Linked DNA regions of Homo sapiens: region 1 is linked to region 2. Evidence: read pairs that join two places in POLR2A ChIA-PET (ENCODE). Cell type or tissue: CD4-positive, alpha-beta T cell. All regions are shown on one strand. Each heading gives the region's core, and the rest is flanking DNA. Links, peaks and the distances in the headings are about the cores only. Region 1 overlaps RASA3 (RAS p21 protein activator 3). Region 2 has its middle 9.7 kb from the start of RASA3.

Region 1 (12,262 bases), core at 2,277-10,276, 77 kb before region 2:
CGCAGGGGAGCTGCTCTTCTCCTGAGCCCAGGAGTGCTCTGAAACTTATATCCCAATGAGAACCAAAATCAGGAGTAGAAGTGGGAGTTGAAGGCCAGAGCCTTTTTCGAAGAACTTCCCTAAGCTCTTTTAAATACCTGCATCCAGGCCAGATGCAGTGGCTCACGCCTGTAATCCCAGCACTTTGGGAGGCCATGCCAGAAGCGCCACTTGAGCCCAGGAGTTAGAGATCAACCTGGGCAACATAGCAAGACCCCAACTCAACAGAAAATTTAAAAATTAGATGGGTTTGGTGGCGCACGTCTGCAGCGAAGCGGAGGATTGCTTGAGCCCGGGGTTCCAGGCTGCAGTGAGCTGTGATCACAGCACTGCACTCCTGCCTGAGTGACAGGGCGAGATCCTGTCTCAAAAAACCAAACACCTGCATCTCCTGCATCTTCAGAGCACAGTCCCGCCTGGAGGAGCCGCCGTCAGGCCCTCCTGCATCTTCACAGCACAGTCCCCAGGTGCAGCTGCTCCCCCCAACCTAATTCAGGCCCTGGTAAGCTTCACAAGGCCAAGGGGACGTTGGTCTCCACCAGGAAGACTATATGGCACGTCTAAATGTAAGAATCTGTGACAGACGTCGCTGAAGCCAATGCGAGGAGGCGCAGGTACCCAGGAGGCACAGGTACCCAGGAGGCACAGGTGCCCACACGGGCCTTGCCGGGGGAAGCACGACTTTGAAGATGGGGACGTCCACGTTTCAACGCTGCCTTGCCAGAGGCCAGTTCCCTCATCTCTCAGCCTCAGGACACCGCCCTCTCCACAGTGCAGCCTGCGGGCACAGAGGGCGCTCGGCTGGGGAAGGGCAGTGGCTCTGCCCCCAAAGCGGCCTCCCCAGGACACACCACTGCCTGGCTTGGAGGTTTCTTCCTCTGCCCTGCACAGTGAGACAAGCACATGGCAGGGCCTCCCACACACCAGGACCAAACAACGGGGAGCACTTTCGATGTCTTTGGCCCCCGCCAGGCGTGGCTCACTGGACCCAGAAACCACAGCGCTCTCTCTCTCCATGACTGTTTCAGCTGCCCATCCCCGTTCTAGACTGTGGGAATAGCAGCCAATGAAGCAAAGTCCTGGCCCCATGGAGCCAGCCAAAGAGCACACAGAACCACGAATGTCCAACGCGGGCAAGGCTGGCGGGGGCAGCACTGTGGCCTCGCTCGGGGGACAGGGAGGCTTACGGACGAGTGAGCGCTTGAACAGCGCTGTGGACGGTGAGGAGACCCGCAGGAGGACAAGGGAACGCATGAATGAGGCCATGGACGGCGCGGAGAGCGCAGGAGGGGTCTAGGCAGAGGGACACCAGGTGCGAAGGCCTCGAGGCAGCAGGGCTTGTGTGTGGTAAAGACGTAGGAGCAAGGAGAAGGCTGACGTGGCCTGGGCAGGGCACGGCAGGACCGGAGCATGCTGGGAGCCGAGGTCAGAGGTCAGGGTGCAGCCGAGGTCACGTGGTGCAGAGCAGACATTTCACCACAGCAGCTGGGAATATGCAGGCCCGTGCAAGACACTGGATGGACGGATGCACGGATGGGGCAGTGGGCATGCAGGGAGGAATCACCTGTCTCAGGTCAGCAGCCAGGAGCTGCCCAGACCTGGCACAGTGGACCAGGAAGGGAAGGTCACCCAAGCCTCCACAGGTGGGGCTTTCTGCAAGCAAGGTGCAGCGGTCAGCCCGAGAGGCCACGGTGCCGAGCAAATCCTGGTTGTCCTCATGGGGACGACAGGAATTCAGTTCTGGCAGAGCCAAGACTGCCGGGAAGCCAGAGGGGCTCCTGCAGGAGGTGACGGGCCTGCGGGGACGCGAAGGGCCAGGACCGGACACGCCCCGTTCCGCTCTGCTTCCAGTGAGGCGAGAGGCGGGCAGGACGCAGCTGGAGCCGCGCACGCCCGGAGCTCAGGCCAGGACTGTCCCCCAGCGCTGCGCTCGCCCGCGGTGGAGCTGCAGTGTTATCAGTGGTCAGCTCAAGTCCAGTGGCTTGAAAGGGAGGCAGAGGCCTCACCTTCCCTGAGGCTCCCTGTGAAGAGCAGGAGGCTGGGCCCTCGGGAAGACCCCAGCCAGGCTCTGCCACCTCCACAGCCGGGAGACGGGGCCTCCAAAGCCGGCAGACGGAGCCCCCACAGCCGGCAGACGGAGCCCCCCACAGCCGGCAGATGGAGCCCCCCACAGCCGGCAGACGGAGCCCCCCACAGCCGGCAGACGGAGCCCCCACAGCCGGCAGATGGAGCCTGGGCACTGCACACAGAGACATTTCTTCTTCCCGAGACCTCGCACAGAAATTACTCACTTAAAAGCACTTAGAGTTTTTTCATTTTTTCAGTGGCAAATATTTCGAGGGAATACCACAGAAATAGCCACACCAAAACCCAACTCAGTTCTCCCTTCTCCACCCCCGCCACGGCCGGGGACGCTGCCTCGATGCGCGGGGCTCCCTCCGCCATGGCCGGGGACGCTGCCTTGATGCGTGGGGCTTGGGTTCTTCAGGTCTCTTGATGTTTTTCCTCTTAGAACCGCAAACTACGGTTGCCTGAAAAGGTTTCTAAAAACCCCAGGCGCCCAGGCCCACCTCAGAGAACGGCTCTTTAAGGGTGATGGGTTATGAAACAGGAGCCCTTTGGGAGGCCAAGGTGGGTGGATCATGAGGTCAAGAGATTGAGAGCATCCTGGCCAACATGGTGAAACGCCGTCTCTACTAAAAATACAAAAAAAAAAAAAATTACTGGGCATGGCGGCAGGCGCCTGTAATCCCAGCTACTCAGGAGGCTGAGGCAGGAGAATCACTTGAACCTGGGAGGCGGAGGTTGCAGTGAACCGAGATCGCACCACTGCACTCCAGCCTGGGCGACAAAGCAAGACTCTGTCTCAAAAAAAAAAAAAAAAGAAAAAGAAAGAAAGAAATACGAGCTTTGAAATCTATACTAGCCATGGAGTCTAACACGATCCTTAAGCGAACTGCTCATTACAAAGCGTGGCAGGCTGCCTTCTCTCCAGAGGGTTTCTGGTGCCCTATCCACGGAGGCGGCAGTGGGATTCAGCCGTCACCTGTGCTTGCGGTGGTAACTCCATCTCAGACTCAACAGGGGACGTGTCTGCACAGAGCACACGGCGCAGGGGTTGGGCGGGGAGGACGGCAAGGTCAAGCCAGCTCAGGGGACATGGTGGGCAGGGGGCTCCAGATCCCACGGTGGGCAGAAAAGGCGGGGGTCGGACTGACGCCGTCCTGGACCATGTCCACGTCTGGGGTCTGCAGGTTCCATCTCCCTTTCCACTGTGCCTAACCTTACATCTATAACCTACATCCAGCAAGACACGATTTTCCACGATGAGTTGATTCGTAATTCCATTTATGTGCAAGTTTTTAGAATTTTCCTGTGGGTTTTTTTTTTACTTACTTATGATTTTAATTTTGTTTGCTTTAAAAAAAACACATGCATAGGAAAGAATGCTTCCTTTCATTTCAATTAAAAACAACAAATTGCTTTTTTTTAAGCAAAAATTCATTGAGGGGGGGCTCGCATTGTACAAAGAAAATCAGACCCACCGGGATGGCTGTGATCAAAGAGACAGTAACAAGGGTAGGGAGGTGGAGATGCGAATCCAAACACACAACTTGTGCAAAGGTCAAGTGGCCACAGCCGCCACGGAAAACAGGCTGGCGGTTCCTCCGACGTTCAACACACAGTCGCCACGGGACACAGTGGTTCCACCCCCAGGTGTGCAGCAATAGACATCACAGCCCACGTCCGCACGCAGACTCGGACACGCGTGCTCACAGCCCACGTCCGCACGCAGACTCAGACACGCGTGCTCACAGCCCACGTCCGCATGCAGACTCGGACACGCGTGCTCACAGCCCACGTCCGCATGCAGACTCGGACACGCGTGCTCACAGCCCACGTTCGCACGCAGACTCAGACATGCGTGCTCACAGCCTCAGTCATGACAGCCAGACAGTGGAAACAAGGCAGGTGGGCCTCGGCTGCTGAGGGAGCAACAGCAGAACGGTGCTCAGCCCTGGAGAGGAAGGACGCCTGGACCCTGGCCCCACACCACAGCATCCACAATGTGGTGCCAACCAACAGGCCACGCACACAGAGGCCATGGGCCAGACGCTTCCACTGACACGAAATGCCCAAGAGAGGCACAGCCGGCGACAGAACGGGGACCCGTGTCTGCCGCCCCAGGAGAGGCTGCAGGCCGGAAACTGGAGGATTACAGGGCGCGAGTGTCGTTTTAGGGAGATGAAAATGTTCTAAAATTGGCTGTGGCAATTGTTGCACAACTCTGCAAATATACTAAAAACCACTGAATTGTACATTTCAAAATGGGTGAATTGTACGGTGCTTGAATTATACCTCAATAAAGCTATTTTTAAAGAAACAAAATTTTAAATACGTAAAAAAATCAGAAAGTGAAATCTGGAATTAACATTCCAGGAAACATCCTCCTGGAGTTTTTTCTCCAAAAATATAAAATAGAATAAAATATATAAATGTTATAGGTTTAAAATATACAAAATATAAATATATTTGTATTACATTTATAACATAAATACAATATTTATAATACAAATATAAGTATATTCATACTATAATGACTCATTATATTATAATACAAATATATTAACAATAATAGTAAATATTTATGTTATAAATATAGAAGATACGAATGGAAATACGGATAAATTTTTTAAATAAAAGTGAGGTTATGTTCCCTGTGACAGAGTCAGCTTTTTCCTTTCACATCAGGCCATGGGCCACTTTCCAAAGAGCTGATAAAACGCTGGGGTCAGACGGCACGTGTGTGCGTGGACAGCAGTGCCAGGTCCCCCTGCCATGTGCACGCTGTGTGGTGGGAGCAGCAGGGGTGAGCACCCTGGGAACGCAGATCTGTGCAGTGGCTGATTGTCCCCGTGGGATAAATTCCTCCAAGGATGTGCACTGTCCTGAGGCCTTTGAAACACAAAGCCACAGAACCCTCCAGGGAGTCTGGACCAGTGTCCACCCCCAGCATACGCCGTCTTATAAATATTTCTACAGTTTGCTAAACCGGTGGCAAAAACCTGCTTAAATTTTAAATGTCTGGCTCATTGGTGAGGTGGAATGTCCATCTTTTTATGAGCAGTTTTAAATCTCATTTTTTCTTGAAATGCTCTGGGCCTGTTTTCTATTAGAATGACCATCTTTTCATGCTCAGGATTTAACCCTCCGGGAACTTCTGAATGTGTGTTGCAACTTAAAAGACATATTATTTCACAACATTTAAGGAGGATCTTTTTTGAACTAAAAAAACCCCCACAAATTTGTTAAATTTGTCACCAGTGGGTGACTATGGACCTGTGATCAGCCAACTCTGAAATGAGCTCCAGCAGATGGACACAGCGTCCCAGGACCTGCAGGAGCAGAGGCTGCGAGGCCAGCCACGTCCACCTCGATCACGTCACCTCGTGGGCAGAATGGCCTACGCCCCATGTCCTCCCAGCCCCACCCAGAACCCACGGTGAGCACCCGGCAGGAAGTGGCCACAGCACCATCACTGGAGGCCACGCGGAGTCTGAGGACAGCAGCTTTCCCCCCTATGCTGTTGTGGGGACTCCAGGCTCAGCCTGAGGACAGGGTCAGTTCCCTCCACACAGCACCAACACTCCCAGGTGCAAAGCCCAGGCCCACGGACAGCCCCCCGCTGTCCGTGGGTCTCATGGTGGGGGCACCCATTTTCTTTCATCAGCAGGAAGGTTTGTGCTTTCTCCTTCCTGGGCAGCAGAGTTTGAAGCGTATTCCAAAAGAAAAATGAAACCGGCTGAACGCTAGGGCATTCCTCCCATCCCCCATCCTGTTCGGTGGCCTGTGCCGGACAATCTCTTCTTTCTGATGGACTCAAAGGGGCCACACAGCCACCAGGTGCCCCCCTTCCCATCAGCAGCTTAACCTCGGGGTATCTCTTGGACAGGCCGGCTTTGTCTCCAGCCGAGGTCAGCAGCAGTCAGATGCGGGATGAATGCCTGGCCCAGGCGGCCCCCACTCACCGCCCGAGGGCTCTGGAACTCTCTTTCCAAATAAAGAAAAAGTGCGGCCTGAGAGGACCAGGCTCGCCTGAAATCCTGCCATGTGGCCTAAGGAAATTAACGCACGCAGCAGCCTCTCCCTCTGAGGCAGAGACCCTGGCAAAGTCTCCTTTCCCTCAGTCATTTCTGGAAGAAGTGCAAATGAAGTTTCACAGAATCAAGCAAACTTTCACGGGGAAAAAAGAAAAAACCTCTTGCAGAAAACAGAGTTGACCTTTAAGTAGTGGCTCTGATGAGGGGAAACCATCTGAACTGAATTCCTCCTCCTCCTGGAGCCTGGAGCAGGGGCTCAGCTGGGACCAGCAGAGAAACCCCCGCCTTCTCCTCCCTGAGTCACTTCCCAGCATCTGCGCAAGGCTGGCGCTGCCCCATCCCGCCTGCGGCTGCTCCCATCACGTGATCATAAGAAAATAAACCTGGTTTCCCAGCTCTGTGCTCTGCCGCAGGCTCGGGGCCCATTTCCCAAACGCTGGGGGGAGCCGGGAGCTGCCAGGGCTGCCCCAGCCTCGGGGTAGAGGGTAAAGGCTGCGTGAAGAGGAACCAAACCCCAAACCGGGTCTGCGAAGCAGCCCTGGGGCTCCCAAGCCAGCCTCTGGGCTGAGCTCTGCGGTCCTGAGTCACTGCCTGACTCATCCTCAGAGGCGCCCCACAGAGAAGGGGCAACTTGGCCAGGGAAAATGCTCCATCTCCGCAAAGGACAGGAGGCAAAACACACCCATCAGAAGCACATGGCCAGTGCAGGGCCACACAGCCCTGGCTCCCACAGACCGCAGGCTGGAGAATGGGGGTCCGCGGTCAGCTCATAGCCCACCCGCCACCCAGCACTGCAGGGTCACACAGCCCTGGCTCCCAGAGGTCAGAGGCTGGAGGGCAGGGGTCCGTGGTCAGCTCACAGCCCACTCACCACCCAGCACGGCAGGTCTCAGCGGAAGCCCCACACACACTGGGTTGCAGCCTCCTGTGGTTCAAGATGGGTGGGGTTATTTTGAAATGTTGGCAAATAGAGCTGTGAGTCTTCAAACGGAACCCAAAGACTCAGTGAGGAAAGCAGGCGGGCTGGGCTGAGACTCACAGCTGCAGCGGCCGTGGTGAGCCACCTCACCTCCCCGAGCCTCAGTCTCCCCATCTGTTCAGGGGCACCGAGGAGCTGCCCCTCGGCTCATGGGCTCTGTGGTCGCCAGGCACGCCACACACCACACGCCACACACCACTGCACGCAGCACCCCGGGACACTGTGGCCTCGGCTCCCGCCTCTCCTGCACATGAGGCTCTTTCCTCTCTCCCACCCCATACCCCCCAAAAAAGAACCACCATCCTTACAAACAAATGAAAATCGGCTGGGTCTTTAGGGCCCGGCCACGATGTGTGACTGCAGCAGTGACTCTCAGGAGGAGGCACAACCAGACACCGGGTCCCCTGCAGCAGCTGAGACACCTCAAACCCCAAACCCTCAGTGAGGCCCTGGTGGGAAAAGGGGCTCTCCAGGGAGGTGCCAGGGGCAGGAGAGAGGGCCAGCGGCCGAGGAGCGGGAGGCGGCCGGGCGAGAGGAGGCCCGGGCAGGAGGGAGAAGGGGGGACCTGGCCTTTGCTCCTCATGGGATCCTCGGTGCGGCCCCCTCGTGACAGGCCCAGCCTCTCCCTGCAGTGGCCCAGCCACAGCTCAGGGCCAGGAGGCTCCTGCAGGCACAGGCGGCCGATGAGTCCCTTCCAGGCCTGGGCCTGGGGCAGCCTGCCATGTGCAGTAGACACTCAGTACTCACAGAATACGAGCAACCTCATGCTCTCCGCCGGCTGAGTTCCTGTGCGGCTGAGAGAACCCCCTGCATCATTCTGACACAGGTGCGCTCCTGTGAGCCAGCATGACACGGAAGGACACACACATGCAGGTGGAGATGGAGATGCTGGGCCGGGCTTGGGGGTCATACAGACAGGACCAGGGGCTCTGACCTGCTGGGAGATTTGGGGCCAGCATTCCAGGACTGAGAGAACAGATCCCTGGCCTGGGGTGCTCTGGGGCTGAGGATGGGCCCCCACCTGGGCTGAGGATGGGCCCAACCTGGGCTGAGGACGGGCCTCCCCACCTGGGCTGAGGACAGGCCCCCCTACCTGGGCTGAGGACGGGCCCCCCAACCTGGGCTGAGGACGGGCCCCCTGACCTGGGCTGAGGACTGGCCCCCTGACCTGGGCTGAGGACAGGCCCCCCAACCTGGGCTGAGGATGGGCCCCCCAGCTGGGGCACTCTGGGGCTGAGGACGGGCCCCCCACCTGGGGCACTCTGGAGCTGAGGATGGGCCCCCACCTGCGGTACTCTGGGGCTGAGGACGGGCCCCCCACCTGGGGCACTTCTGGGGCTGAGGATGGGCCCCCACCTGCGGACACCCCGGGGCTGAGGATGGGCCCCCACCTGGGGTACTCTGGGGCTGAGGATGGGTCCCCTACTCCAGCAGTTCTGGGATATTCTGGGCTTCAAGAAGCCTCCAGTCGTGTCAAGCAGGTTTTTGTTTAAGCTCTAACTTGAGAGTGAAAATAAATGTTCATGGGAAATGTGACTTTTCATGAGTCGCCTAATGTCAAAGTCGGTGTTTCCTAAGTCAGCAACTTGGTTTTTATTAAAAGCATCTGAGAGAATGAACCGTCTGTCTCCCAAACCACCAACTTCCTCCTGCCCCTTTCAGTTTCTAACCCCAAATAACTTCTCCCCTCCCGAAAAACTTTGGAGCTGTGGAGACATTTCTTGGTTTAGTCATTTCTACTACACAAAAGTACTATTTTGGGGGTGATTTACATCTTGCAGTATGAACAGAAAGAAACCTCCCTGTCTTTAACAAACACCCACTGCGTGCACACAGGACGGGACGGGCTTCCACCCAGAAGAGCTCAGAGCCTGCCCCTCAGGGCTGCCAAGTGAGGGTCCCTGGTGATGTCTGATGTCCTCGTCTGCCTGGGAAGACCCAGCTCTCCTCGCTCAGCTCTAGAAGATCTATCTGTTCCTTGACTTGTAACTTCTAATTGTACATAAAACACACAAACAAAAGAACAAGAACTCCCCCATAATTCCACTTCTCAGAAATCACATCACATTGACGTTTTTGTCTGCGTATCCAGATCATTTTGGGGGTGCTCATGATTTTTTAAACAAAAGAACTTTTCCTACAGACACAGCTTTGTAACCTAACGCATAACCAGCTTTCGGAGCAGGAGTTCAGGCCGTGGCACCTCTGGGTGGAGGGGGCACAGAAACCAGCCACGCCTGCAGTTTCTTCCTGTTGTGGCCACGGCCCCTTCTCCCCGAGATGGGCATGCAAATGAACCCTGCAAAGGACGCAGGAGCAACTCCACAGAAAGGGGGGGCCAGGGCTCCGCGTGGGGCAGAGGGCTTTGCCCAGCCTCAACCCCAGTGGCAGGGGGTAGGGTCAGACCCAGAACCCTGAGGCAGAGCCTCCCTGAGCCAGGACTGTCTGCGTGGATGAGGGTTTGGGGAGAGGTCAGCCACGTGGGCGCAGAGGAAGCAGGCAGGGACAGACACCATTCCACGTCCTTACGTGGATGGAAGGAAATGAGGACACGACACTTACTGAATATTCTTGCAAATGACTGGACTAACCCAGCAAGGAGAGATTTAGGTTCTGTTGTGTGTGACGCCAGCTGTTCCTTTCTGCTGGACAAGACGGTGATTTCCACTGCAGCGCAGCCTTGGGGAGCGGGGTCATCTCCTTGTTTTAGGGTCGTGGGTGCCGGCCCAGGGGAGGTCCAGGGCGGGAAGCTGGTTCCCAAGCCCCAGCCCTGCCAACCCAATTTCAGGGAGCCTTTTAGTTTAAGTAAATAAGGAAACAAATAGTGGCTGCCCTTTAAATGATTAAAAATGATTGCTCTAAAAGGTATGGATTGTGAACACAGTTCACTCTCAACCTCAGAAAATTATTTTTCTAGTAGGACAGAAACTGCCAAAATCACTTCCTTGGAGAAGGGCCAAGGCCAGAGAGAAAGGGCTTGTTCTCTGAAATGTGTCCACTTCGATGCGTTCTGAAGTTAAACCTGTGACAGACACTGCCCTTCAACCTCCACCTTGAAAAATACAGAAAAAAGGGAAGACAGAGGACGCTCTCCCCAGACGTCGGCTCAGCACTCGATAAAGAGGCCCCACAGACTCCAGGGCCTCGGACGCGCGGCCCAGGGGCCCGGGCCACACGCAGGGAGGAGGCGTGGGGGACACAGGCCTGAGGTGGAGCTGGGTCGGTGACCTCCTTAGTGGGAAAGAGGGAAGAAGAGAAGCTGAGTTCCGCCTTTCCTTCCTCACACATTCCATTTGCAGCTTCCTGCTAAGTCAGACGGCGATATTGGGCAACAGCAAATCAAACTTGACCCAAGTGCTTCTCCCCAGGGAATGTGAGAAGGGGCTCCTGCCCGGCTGCAGACCCAGCGGCCAGAGAGCACCCTGGGGCCCTTCTGAGCTCAGAGATGCAGACGTGGGCTTTTTTCTTTCCACAGCGACTTTGCCAAATGAACCATCAGACCTTAAAGGTGACACTGACCTTGGAGGAAGCACACGGGGGGCTGGGAGACTCAGGGACCGGGAGACTTGGGGGGCTGGGAGACTCGGGGGCCGGGAGACTCGGGGGACCAGGAGACTCAGGGGGCCAGGAGACACAGGGGCCAGGAGACTCAGGGGTCGGGAGACTCGGGGGTTGGGAGACTTGGGGGTCGGGAGACTGGGGGGTGGGAGACTGGGGGAATGGGAGATTCGGGGACCGGGAGACTCGGGGAGCCGGGAGACTCGGGGAGCCGGGAAACTGAGGGGGCCGGGAAACTGGGGGGCCAGGAGACTCGGGGGGCCAGGAGACTTGGGGGGCTGGGAGGCTCGGGGGCTGGGAGACTTGGGGGGCTGGGAGACTCGGGGGCCGGGAGACTTGGGGGGCCGGGAGACTCGGGGGCTGAGAGACTCAGGGGACCACTTGGGGGGCCAGGAGACTCGGGGGCCGGGAGACTTGGGGGGCCAGGAGACTCAGGGGCCGGGAGACTCAGGGGTCAGGAGACTGGGGGGTGGGAGACTGGGGGGGTGGGAGACTCGGGGACTGGGAGACTCAGGGAGCCGGGAGACTTGGGGGAACCGGGAAACTGGGGGGCCGGGAGACTCGGGGGCCGGGAGACTGGGGGGTGGGAGACTGGGGGGTGGGAGACTTGGGGACTGGGAGACTCGGGGAGCCGGGAGACTTGGGGGGACCGGGAAACTGGGGGGCCAGGAGACTCGGGGGCTGGGAGACTCAGGCGGCCGGGAGACTCGGGGGTTGGGAGACTCGGGGGGCCGGGAGACTTGGGGGCTGGGAGACTGGGGGGTGGGAGACTCGGGGGATGGGAGACTCGGGGACCAGGAGACTTGGGGGACCGGCCCCAAAGTGGGTGCCACCATGGAGCAAGGAGGGGGCGGTGGCCAGGACTAAACTCCCCAGCATGTGGGGCAGCCCTGCCTGACACCTGCCTCTCAGGTGGATGTCGACCAATGACTAATACAGGACTCTGTTAATGCATGTGCACCGATGGAGGGCTTCCGACCACAGATGTAGCGTGGATTCCAGCTGCAAGTTTATGAGAGAGCCAGCTTTTGGGTTCAAGTACCTTTCCTGCCAACTTTTTGTATGGGGTGGGTTGATTTGCGTTTTGCCCTCACACTACAGGGGCGGCCAGCCCGCACAGCCCTCCAAATGGACAGGGCTGCCAGCGTCCACACTAAACGGCGCCAGTGTTACACGTGGGCAGGGCTGCCGGCGTCCACGCTAAACGGCTCCACAGTCTTACACGTGGGCAGGGCTGCCGGCGTCCACGCTAAACGGCGCCACAGTCTTACACGTGGGCAGGGCTGCCGGCGTCCACGCTAAACGGCTCCACAGTCTTACACGTGGGCAGGGCTGCCGGCGTCCACGCTAAACGGCGCCACAGTCTTACACGTGGGCAGGGCTGCCGGCGTCCACGCTAAACGGCGCCACAGTTTTACACGTGGGCAGGGCTGCCGGCGTCCACGCTAAACGGCGCCACAGTTTTACACGTGGGCAGGGCTGCCGGCGTCCACGCTAAACGGCGCCACAGTGTTACACGTGGGCAGGGCTGCCGGCGTCCACGCTAAACGGCGCCACAGTGTTACACGTGGGCAGGGCTGCCGGC
Region 2 (12,262 bases), core at 2,327-10,326:
ATCGGAGCAAGGTATCTGTATGTGGGGCCCCCAGCCCTCTGAGAGGCACAGGGGCTGAGCATACATCCAGGGCTCCCGCAACAAAACACAGCCCCGCAGAGCTGCCCAAGCACCGGCCTTCTCACATTTGTGTTCTAAATGAAGGATTTGGTCATTCGTTTTCTAAATTAGAAAGTTGTCTCTTAGAGCTGTGATAATATGAGCTGGGAAATAAAATACTGAGAGAAGAAAGGATCAGATGATGACCCAATAGAAAATCTCTATAATTTCTTCTTTCAATGACCTTGGTGTTACACTTTGCTCTCTTTGGATATACTCTTCTGTTCACATATCAACCCATTGACAAGTGGACATTCATTCATTTCCAAAACAGCATTATTAGATCATGTCTGAACAATCTACTTTCAAAGGATTTGAAGCCACATAAATGACCAGTACACAACGGAATAATTTTTGGAGGGTTCAAAGTAAGAACTGAAGGAAGAACGGTGGAATCAGGTATCTGAACCTGAAAGAGCCCATCCTGCCAGGTGCATCCCAAGGGGCTCACTGGGCCTGAATTCAAAATGGAGGCACGCGACCTTTTGCTCACTAGAGGTCACACGCCAGCTCTGCGTTCCCGGAAGTGCTGGAAATTTCACAGCTGTCTGTTCATGCTGCTGGAATCAACCAAGGCCAGAAAATCCCAATTTGCCCTCTGGACCAAACCAATAGACTGCTACCAGGCTCTACCAAACAGAATGAAGCAAGTCTGCCTCCCTTATCTGCATAAAGGCCAGAATGAGATCCTGGGCAGGAATTCCCTTGTGGAAGACAATCGCATGTTTCTTCTCTGGAATGCACCTTTGTTTTGTTCCAAAGGCAGCATCTCCCAGTTTGCAAACTGCTTGCTGGAATAATGTCTCTTTCCCCTTTTTTTTTTTTTTTTTGAGATGGAGTTTCGCTCTTGTTGCCCAGGCTGGAGTGCAATGGCGCAATCTCGGCGCTCACCACAACCTCCGCATCCCAGGTTCAAGCAATTCTCCTGCCTCAGCCTCCCGAGTAGCTGGGATTACAGGCATGCACCACTATGCCTGGCTAATTTTGTATTTTTAGTAGAGACAGGGTTTCTCCATGTTGAGGATGGTCTCGAACTCCTGACTTCAGGTGATCCGCCCGCCTCAGCCTCCCAAAGTACTGGGGTTACAGGCGTGAGCCACCGCGCCCGGCCTGTCTCTTTCCTTTTAAAAGAAATTTTTTTAGTGGATTTGTTGACACATGTAAGGTGAGAACAGCTGAACGTAAAGCTACACACTGAGCTTCCGGATAGCCAAGGTGAAAAGGGAAATATGGAAATATGAATCTTACACAAGTCACATTATCTGATAAAAGGAAGCATGTCAGACTTTCAGGAAAGACAGTACTTTAGCCCACAAGGCAATACAAGAAATTTTTTAGGGAATTCTTTTCAAAAGGAATATTGGACAAGTTAGGGGAGGATGTTTTTAATCTCAAATGACACTCACTACAGGGCCTAGAACATGGTAAATGCTCAATGAATGTTTGTTGAATGAATGTAGTAAAAATATAACATTAAATCATAATTCTCGCATAAAATTTATGTAGGCACTTAGAAGTCAAAGAAAGTAGCTTTCTAGTGACCTGATGAGCTGCGAAAGAACACATTTGGAGAATCTAGAGAGATGAATAAATAGCCACCGAAGAGTCTTTCTCAAACATTAGTTGAGCCACACAACTGAGAGAAGCAGACAGGTCCACTCCAAGATTCCTGTGGATGCCGAGGCCTGGTGGTCTGTGTTGTTGATGGACAGGAGACGCAATGCTGTGCTGGGTTTATCAACTACAGTCGGAGGCTCAGGTGGGCCTTACCACGGAGCATCATGGTCTCGCTCTCATCTTCTTGAAATGCAGAGAGAGAGGAAAGAAGCAGCCTAGACCCCCGAGTCATGAAGCAGACAGCAGTGGGTGTAGACACGGTGGCGGTGGGTGTAGACACGGTGGAGGTGGGTGTAGACACGGTGGAAGTGGGTGTAGACACGGTGGTGGGTGTAGACATGGTGGAGGTGGGTGTAGACACGGTGGAGGTGGGTGTAGACACGGTGGTGGGTGTAGACACGGCGGTGGGTGTAGACACGGTGGAGGTGGGTGTAGACACGGTGGTGGGTGTAGACACGGTGGTGGTGGGTGTAGACACGGTGGAGGTGGGTTTAGACACGGTGGTGGGTGTAGACACGGTGGTGGGTGTAGACACGGTGGAGGTGGGTGTAGACACGGTGGTGGGTGTAGACACGGTGGCGGTGGGTGTAGACACGGTGGAGGTGGGTTTAGACACGGTGGTGGGTGTAGACACGGTGGTGGGTGTAGACACGGTGGAGGTGGGTGTAGACACGGTGGTGGGTGTAGACACGGTGGCGGTGGGTGTAGACGCGGTGGAGGTGGGTGTAGACACGGTGGTGGGTTTAGACACGGTGGTGGGTGTAGACACAGTGGTGGTGGGTGTAGACACGGTGGAGGTGGGTGTAGACACGGCGGTGGGTGTAGACACGGTGGCGGTGGGTGTAGACGCGGTGGAGGTGGGTGTAGACACGGTGGTGGGTTTAGACACGGTGGTGGGTGTAGACACGGCGGTGGTGGGTGTAGACACGGTGGTGGTGGGTGTAGACACGGCGGAGGTGGGTGTAGACACGGCGGAGGTGGGTGTAGACACGGTGGTGGGTGTAGACACAGCGGTGGTGGGTGTAGACACGGCGGAGGTGGGTGTAGACACGGTGGTGGGTGTAGACACAGTGGTGGTGGGTGTAGACACGGTGGAGGTGGGTTTAGACACGGCGGTGGGTGTAGACACGGTGGAGGTGGGTGTAGACATGGAGGTGGGTTTAGACACGGTGGAGGTGGGTGTAGACACGGTGGTGGGTGTAGACACGGTGGCGGTGGGTGTAGACACGGTGGCGGTGGGTGTAGACACGGTGGTGGGTGTAGACACGGTGGTGGTGGGTGTAGACACGGTGGAGGTGGATGTAGACAGGGTGGTGGGTGTAGACAAGGTGGAGTTGGGTGTAGACACGGTGGTGGTGGGTGTAGACACGGTGGTGGTGGGTGTAGACACGGTGGTGGGTGTAGACACGGTGGTGGTGGGTGTAGACACGGTGGAGGTGGATGTAGACAGGGTGGTGGGTGTAGACAAGGTGGAGTTGGGTGTAGACACGGTGGTGGTGGGTGTAGACATGGCGGAGGTGGGTGTAGACACGGTGGAGGTGGGTGTAGACACGGCGGTGGGTGTAGACACGGTGGAGGTGGGTGTAGACATGGTGGTGGGTGTAGACACGGTGGTGGTGGGTGTAGACACGGTGGCGGTGGGTGTAGACACAGTGGAGGTGGTTTTAGACATGGTGGTGGGTGTAGACACGGCGGAGGTGAGTGTAGACACGGCAGAGGTGGGTGTAGACACGGTGGTGGGTGTAGACACGGCGGTGGGTGTAGACATGGTGGAGGTGGGTGTAGACAGGGTGGTGGGTGTAGACACGGTGGAGGTGGGTGTAGACACGGTGGAGGTGGGTGTAGACACGGTGGTGGGTGTAGACACGGTGGCGGTGGGTGTAGACACGGTGGTGGGTGTAGACACGATGGTGGGTGTAGACACGGTGGAGGTGGGTGTAGACACGGTGGTGGGTGTAGACACAGTGGCGGTGGGTGTAGACACGGCGGTGGGTGTAGACATGGTGGAGGTGGGTGTAGACAGGGTGGTGGGTGTAGACACGGTGGAGGTGGGTGTAGACACGGTGGTGGGTGTAGACACGGTGGCGGTGGGTGTAGACACGGTGGCGGTGAGTGTAGACACGGTGGAGGTGGGTGTAGACACGGTGGTGGGTGTAGACACGGTGGAGGTGGGTGTAGACACGGTGGCAGCACCGCACGGAACACTCAAAGCCCACTTTCTGGCTGTGATGGCCGAGGAGAGCTGCCTCCCCTCCGAGTGGCCCATCCTAGGTACCCTTGAGCCTCACAAGCTCAGTTGCCAACCTCCCTGCTTCAGGGAGGGGTGGGGCAGCGGGTGGGACAGGAAATTCACCAGGTTGTGCAGGGCAGGGCAGGAGAGCAGAGGGAGACGCTCACGCCCCCGCCCCCAGGCCCGCAGAAGCCGTGGGTGCTGATGAATGCCCCTCAGCCCACAAATCCCTGGCACCTTGACTGTGACAACGATCGCGGCTGCTTTCATTATACTTAGGAGTTGTGAACCACCGCGTCAATTACTTTTATTTCTTCAAATAGTTTCCTGTGAAGCTAACTCATCTCCCCAGATTGTCTCCCAATTTCTTCGTCTGTAAAATGGGGCTGGCAGCAGTGCCCGCCCGCAGGCCTGTGCCGGGACCAAGCTGCGTGTGCTGTGTGTCCTGTGTCTGGCAGATAAGAAACAGTCGGCTAGAGGTAGCTTTTCTCGTGGTTATTTTTCCCGAGAGCACTGGCAGGCATTTTTCCTCTCTGCCATCCTCCCAGCACTGCACACTGTGTCGGGCCCCTGGTGGATTTGCAGATCTAACTCTTGTACGTACATAAACCACACCAGGACCACAGAAGAGAAGCCGAAGTGTGGGTGCTGTCCCCAGGGAGCCCCCGCAGTCTGCCCAGGCTCAGCCTCCTCCCACCCACAAGGAAGGCTGTGGATTAGGAGAGTGAGGAAAATGCCCTTCAAAATACATGATGCATAAAAAACACAAACGTTCACCGCAGATTTATTTGTAATGGCAGAAAACTGGAGGCAACCTTCAAGCTGTCCTTCAGCAGGTAAAGAGTGAACTGCGTGAAAAGCAGCAAGCGAGCGGGTGCACAGTGTTGCAGGTGAGCCTCAGGGGAACTGGGCTGAGTGAAGGGAGACAGTCTCAAGCTGACAAAGTCACAGCAACGGAAAGCAGAGCAGCGGGTGTCAGCGGTCAGGGGTCAGGGAGGGGCAGGAGGTGGCTGTGGCTGGAAAAGGAGCAGGAGAGATGCTCGTGGGATGGAAATGTCCGGCATCTGCACAGAGATCTGCATACAGGGCACAACTGCCCAGCTCTAGACACACTCACACACACACTCACACACACACACACACGGGACACAACTGCCCAGCTCGTCCCTCACACACACATGCACACACACTCCCTCACACACACACATGGGACACAACTGCCCAAAACTAGACACACTCACATGTGCACACTCCCTCACACACACACGCACACACTACCTCACATGTAAGCACACATGCACACATGCTCACACACACTCCCTCATTCACACACACACTCCCTCACATGCACACACCCTCCCTCACTCACACACGCTAGCGCACACATGCACACACACACTCACTCATACGCGCGCACACACACTCCCTCAATGACACGTGCACACACATGCGCACATACATACTCCCTCCCTCACACACAACCTTACACACAAATTCCCTCACATGCACTCACACACGCACACACACTCCCTCACACATACACATACAAACTCACATGCACACACCCTCCCTCCCTCACAGACACACATGCACACATGCTCACACATGTCCTCACATGCCCACACCCTCCTTCATTCGCACACACACACCCTCCCTCACTCACACATGCAAGCACACACGTGCACATGCTCACACACATCCTCACACACTTCCTCACACACCCTCACCCACATGCACTCACACACATGCACACACACTCCCTCACTCATGCACACATACACAAGCATACTCACGCTCATACATGCTCACACACCCTCCCCTCCCTCACACCCACATGCACACACTCGCACATGCACATATGGTCACACAGTCCCTCACACACACACTCCCAGTCCCTCACACACACAAGCACACACACAGACATGCACACACATTCATGCACTTCCTCCTTCACACACATTCATGCTCCTCACACAAATACACCCACATGCACACATGCACACAGACACACTGGTACACACACACGGACACCCACATGCACACACACACAAGCATACCCACATGCACACATACAGACACTGACACACACATGCGCACCCACATGCACACATACACATAGACACACTGATACTCTCACACACCCACATGCACACAGACACACACACATGCACACCCACATATACACAGACGCACTGACAGACTCACACAGACTCACCCATACACATACACTGACACACACACCCCCATGCTCACACACACACTGACACACACGCTCACACCCAGTGTATGTGCAGCTGGTGCCATCCGCCCTCAGGGCACTTGATCCCATCGGTGACCACTCCTTGCTTTGCAAGATGCTGCTGTTGGGGGAACTGGGCAAAGGGGCTGCTGTTGGGGGAACTGGGCAAAGGGAACAGGCACTCTCCGTGTTATTCCTTACGACTGTGTGTGAATCTGCAATTATCTCAAAAGAGAACCGTTTAAAGCAAGAGGACTATGTGGGAGTGGACACCAGCTCCCTGGCCCTGTCCTGCTCTTGCGGCAGCCCCCACCTGCCCGAGGCCTCCGCTGTGGGAACTGGAACCTCCCTCACAGGAAGGGCGTGACCTCGTGTTTACCAGCCCTGCCCTGAGCGCAGAGCCCTTCGTGGAAATTGGTGCCTTGTTGTCATGAGAGGAAGGTTGAGGCCAGGAGAAACCTCAAGTTCTTGTGGGCATGGTGCTGCCTCGCGGTTTGACTGCAGGAGGCCTTACGGCGGCTCCGAGATGGGTGGCTTGGCCTGGAGCAGGACGAGCCAGGGCGAGGGCAGCTGCTGGGCGCCGTGACCCTGGCTCCTGCTGCAGGCTTTCCTCTGGGCCCCCTGTTCCAGAACCTTCTCCCTCTCAGGCCACCTGTGTCTGTGCCCCTCAGGAAGCAAGCAGGCTTTCTGCAGACCAGGCTCTCTCCACCCTCCAGGAGGCGTGGCTGTCAGGGCAGCTGGCTGGCGCCCCACTGCTCTCCAAGCCAACCAGCACCAGGTGTGAAAGGAGTCAAATGTGTCCCAACGTATAAACAATGTTTATCCCGACTAGACAGGCCACATCCTGATGTTTTACATTCTGTTCTAGCTTCCTAGACTAACCTTGTGTACTCAGCTTCTAAATGAGTGTCGGGCCCCTCAAGTAGATGCCGTGAGCAGCTGCTGTGTGCACGTATGTGTGTGCTTGTATGTGTGAACGACAGTGTGTGAGTGTAAGTGAGGGAGTGTGTGTGTGTGAGGACGTGTGAGAGCATGTGCGCATGTGCCGAAGGTGCCAGCTCAGGACAACCAAGCATTACGTGTTCAGGAATTTTGCAAGCTGGTTGTTAAACAGAGCCATTACTAAAAATTCAATTCGATGGGCTTATAGAGTTTATAAAATTGCACGAACCCATGCTCTGGGGTCGCTGACATCTGTTCTATGGAGGAAATACAGTCACGCACCACATGACAATGTTTTGATATGGAGGAAATACAGCCACGCACCATATAACAATGTTTTGATATGGAGGAAATACAGCCACGCACCATATAACAATGTTTTGATATGGAGGAAATACAGCCACGCACCATATAACAATGTTTTGGTCAAGCAGGGTGGTCCCACAGGATTGTAGCACCAGATTCTTACTGTCCTCTCCCGGGTTAGTTGTGTTTGGACGCACATACACCACTGTGTGGCAGTCGCCTGTGGCATTCGGTACAGGAGCCTGCACACAGGTCTGTGGCGGAGGAGCGCTGGCTGTACCTTGCAGCCCAGGCCTACAGGGGGCCCGGCCATCCAGGCGTGTGTAAGTCACTGTGAGGCCCGCACAGAGAAATCGCCCAGCCATGTATTTCTCAGAGTGCATCCCTGTCACAAAGCCACGGTGAGTGTGAACGCAGGGAGCGCTGCCTGTACCTCCTCCCACCTGGGAGTGTCTCATGCCCTCCCCCAACCCCGTTTTTTCCTGAGTCATTTGTTAAACCTTGGCCTCGCTTGTGACTGGCAGTTTGAAATGCCCTATTCAAGTCAACTCCCCTCCCTGGCCCACGCCACCTTCGTGTTTCCTGTGAAGAGGCTGAAGGGAGGCCATGGGGGCCCAACGTGTGACCAGTGGGTACTCAGCTGGGAGTGGTGCACATTCCAACTCAGGGTCCAGAGCTGTCACCCCACAAGGTCCTGCCTCTCGACTCATGCCCACCCCAGAGGTAAGGACCGTCTGCCCACAGCCTGGGCTTCCAGGCGCTGCAGCTGGGAACTGTCACCCCACCTGGAATGGTCCCCTGAGATGTGGCTCTGTCAAGGGCTGGGGACAGGTTCTGGCTCCGGGCACGTGGACTCTCGCCCACCCAGGTCCAGGACCCAAGGCACAGAGGCTGGGCTGATTCCTGGGGGCCTCGCTGTGCCCTTCCTGCACAGCCCCTGGGGGATTTGCAGGGTGTGGGGTCTTTGTGGGGCCTTGTCCTTCAGAGCTTCCTATTTGCCCCTTTCAAATTGGTTGAAGAAACCTTGGGGAGTCAGGAGAGAGCCGAGAATCAGGACTGAGTGAGAACAGCGAGCTGCCCTCCAAGGCCGCCTCTGACTGGGGAGGCTTCCGCGTGGCTGTGCAGTCACTGGGCTGATGAGGCTTTCCGCCCTTACAACACAGGTTCAACTACAACACCTCAAACTCAACCCCAACAGCTATGAAAGCAGCATCGGGGAATTGGAACGAAATCACTCCCGATCCCACCTCTGCTACATCCGAGCCATGTCTGTTCCTGCATTCATTTCCTGCAATTTTACTCCCCAGCATTCGTGTTTTCATGTGGTTCTAACTAAGGCCCTAGAGGCTACAGCCCCACGCCGTCCTTGCAGAAGCTGTAGCTCATCTCCTTCGCTATTTTAATTGAATGGGCACCAAGCGTTTGCCCTGGACCACCTGTGAAAGGCACCGAGGGAGAAGCCATGGGCTCAAGACCCCCCAGCCAGGGCTCGCCTTAGGACCCTTTACATATTTGAAGGGAGGCCAGGAAGGTGCAGCCACAGTTTCATTCTCTTATCACTCTGCCTGCATTTTTCAGGTTTCAATAAGAGCAGATATAATTAGAGGGGCTCTGTTCCTCCTGGAGAAAGAACACTGCAAATTACAGGGTATCTCTAATGAGCCATGGACCGGAAGACAGCATCACTGACCCCTCATCATCTCAGGCTCTCCTCTTGCCACTCCCACCATGACTGGCTGGATGACCAAGCAGGGGCCTGAGTGTTCAGCTACAAAGACAAGCAGCTCCATGCAGCCTTCAGAGAGGAAGAGAGGCAGGTGGCTAGAGAGCCCCCTGTGACAGATGGGCTGGTCCGGGCAGGAGGAAGGAGGGCAGGGGCTGGAGAGTCCCTGGGGACCAATGGGGCTTCTTGGCCTAAATGCCACGGGTGGGAGCTGGGGCAGCAGGGGTTTGTGAGGCACTCACCTGGATTATCTGTCATTGTTGTAGCTCATACAGTCCAAGGACCTCAGACTATAAATGTGTGGTGGTGAATTAACTACCTGTTGTGATGTTATCCTGGTCCTGTGAAGATTTACAAGGAGCCATGTCACTTCTCTGCCAAAACCCTGGACTGTCCTCCTGTCCCCCTTGGCACAAATCACAAAGCGCCATCGTGCACACAGGAGCCCGGGGGCTCAGGCGTCACCCAGCAGCTCCAGGCCTCCTGGCTCCAACCCTCTGCCTTCTTGCTTTCCCTTCAGCAGAACGGGTCTCTCCCTTCCCGGGGCCTTTGCACATTCCCCCTGTAGGAATGCTCTGTCTTGCTCTCTGCAGGAATTCCCTCTGCAGCAATGCTCTGTCCCCAGGGATCTGTGTGTTGCTTCTCTCTGAGGACACCTGCGAGCGAGATTTCCTCGACTACACAACGTCAAATAACTGGCCCTTACCTGCATCTGCCCTGCTTTATTTTCCTGAGTAACACGCACGTAACACGCGTCACCACCTGGCCTGCTCACTGATGTGACTGCTCATTGACCCTCCCAGACTCAGTGGGGTGAAGATATCTCATTCCTAATTGCATCTCACTTAGCAGTAATAAACAGAACACGAATCTGCATTCAACGGTCGATGCTTCCACAGTGTTTCCTCCAATACTCGAGAATCTGCTCCACAGGTAAACGGACTTCTCCAACTGGTGATAGAAATGGTGGTGCCCGTGGTGGTGGGAACCCACACCCACCCTCAGACTCCAACTCGCGCATCTCCGCAGGCCCAACAGCCCCCGCTCCAGTGGCGCAGAGACCCCCGAAGGCCGGCACCTGGACGTTCCCCTTGAGCTATTCACTTAAGAAGAAAAAACAGTCCAGTCTCCATAGGGCACTCTTCTCATCCATTCTGAGAATTGAAAATCAGGCTTTTTGTTTGTTTTGTTTTTAACCTCAAACAGCACTGTTTCTAAACCACGGGGAGTGAATCCAAATCTGAAGACAGAATATGGACTGAACTTCGGGGCTCCCTGGGCTGCTGGCTGTCAGCTCACCTGTGCCCACCTACCCCGTGCCCACCTGCTTTACTTACCATCCTGGAAAGACTTCTCAGTCTCAGCCATGGCCCATGGCAGCCCAGGCAGCCCTTGCCTTCCGCTCTCTGCGAGGGAGCCCCTGGAGGGCGGCAGTGGAAGAGACGCTCTGAAGCCTCAACAGCTCCAGAGACCAGTGGGCAGCCTTTCCATTCCTGTGTGCCGGCCTGACATCCCCCCGCGTGAACTCCCTTGCACACACACGAACACACACACACAGAGATTACCCACACGCCCATTCAAACAGCAACTTAATAACAAGGAACTGAAAAAAAGAAAGGCTATTAGACCCAAATGAGAATCACAAGGTGGATCCCAATGAGAACTGTCTGCAGCATCACACTCACCGCTGTGTCTGAGAACAGGATTTTCCATTTCGGCAGTGGATCTAAACCTGATGCCCAGGACCTGTTTTAAGCAGTGAATCAAAGATCACAGAAGTTAAAGTTTGGCAAGTTTTCGACGTCAAGGAGATGGAAAGCCTAAAATCAGTTTCTGAACCACTAAATTAGAGGGAACAGCCTTGCTCGCGAATTTTCCAGAATTCCACAAACAATTAAGAAGACCCAGGGTAGGAAGCACATACAATTTGTTTTCTTTGATGGTTAAGTTGGTTTAAGGCACAGAGTTGAGAAGACAGGCAAGAAGAAGCAACTGTTCAAGCCCCAAGGAGAATCCTGAACCGACCCAGCCCCCAAGGAGAATCCAGAACCGACCCAGCCCCCGAGGAGAACCCAGAACCGACCCAGCCCCCGAGGAGAACCCAGAACCGACCCAGCCCCCGAGGAGATCCCAGAACCGACCCAGCCCCCGAGGAGAACCCAGAACCGACCCAGCCCCCGAGGAGATCCCAGAACCGACCCAGCCCCCAATGAGATCCCACAACCGACCCAGCCCCCGAGGAGATCCCAGAACCGACCCAGCCCCCGAGGAGACCCCAGAACCGACCCAGCCCCCGAGGAGACCCCAGAACCGACCCAGCCCCCGAGGAGATCCCAGAACCGACCCAGCCCCCGAGGAGATCCCACAACCGACCCAGCCCCCGAGGAGACCCCAGAACCGACCCAGCCCCCGAGGAGATCCCAGAACCGACCCAGCCCCCGAGGAGATCCCACAACCGACCCAGCCCCCGAGGAGATCCCACAACCGACCCAGCCCCCGAGGAGACCCCAGAACCGACCCAGCCCCCGAGGAGATCCCACAACCGACCCAGCCCCCGAGGAGACCCCAGAACCGACCCAGCCCCCGAGGAGATCCCACAACCGACCCAGCCCCCACGGAGAACCCAGAACCGACCCAGCACCTGGGCAACATTCTGCCCCCGGCCTCCTCCACTTGCTGGGCATGCATCACCGTCATCTGCAGCCACTTTCCCCAATGCCAGAATCAGAAATTTTCAAAATGGTTGAATAGTATTTGGTTATTTTTTGATAGGATATAATGCTTTTGTTCCTTCTTTGACTTCACGTTTTCTTTGTTCTCTAAGCTAAATGCCAGCATTTAAACTGTATACCGAGACACACAATTGTGTGAATATTAGCTTGAGGCTCTCTTAAGACAGACTCAGATATCCAAAGGCTTTGAACTCACAGAATTTTGTAAAACTCGAAGCACATTCGCACTGCCCTTTGGAACCTGCCTTGTCTACAGAGCTAATAGGCAAGACCCAGCTCACCCAGGGGGCTCGGGGATCCCCAGCCCTGCGTGACTTTGCAACACCAGCTGAGATGCCTGGTTCCCAGTTAAGTTACTAGGATGAGTTACAGCA

The links. Peaks named below come from ENCODE experiments on the same cell type or tissue, not always from the same donor. Only the 100,000 strongest peaks of a DNase experiment are listed, where the experiment ranks them.
Region 1: POLR2A ChIA-PET joins it to region 2 with 10 read pairs; 10 of 35 experiments call an interaction of 5 or more read pairs at or near these places.

Annotation. Positions count from the first base shown.
Region 1 is chr13:114,058,770-114,071,031 of GRCh38, forward strand. All of the region lies in intron 2 of RASA3 (RAS p21 protein activator 3), which reads right to left. Among named protein-coding and RNA genes, the nearest start is that of RASA3-IT1, 45 kb to the right of the region's middle. RefSeq lists enhancers at 5,093-5,612, 6,360-6,419, 6,780-7,009, 7,940-8,069, 8,670-8,729 and 3 more and silencers at 7,540-7,609, 8,280-8,399. In CD4-positive, alpha-beta T cell, for the core only: no CTCF peak of the experiment used is centred there; DNase peaks (open chromatin) are centred at 5,472, 6,702, 7,102, 9,322 and 3 weaker places; H3K4me3 peaks cover 3,488 bases; H3K27ac peaks cover 5,055 bases.
Region 2 is chr13:114,136,195-114,148,456 of GRCh38, forward strand. No RefSeq gene overlaps it. Among named protein-coding and RNA genes, the nearest start is that of RASA3, 9.7 kb to the left of the region's middle. RefSeq lists enhancers at 4,445-5,440, 12,126-12,185. In CD4-positive, alpha-beta T cell, for the core only: CTCF peaks have their summits at 7,729 and 7,932; DNase peaks (open chromatin) are centred at 4,847, 6,607, 7,027, 7,717 and 4 weaker places; H3K4me3 peaks cover 2,684 bases; H3K27ac peaks cover 5,491 bases.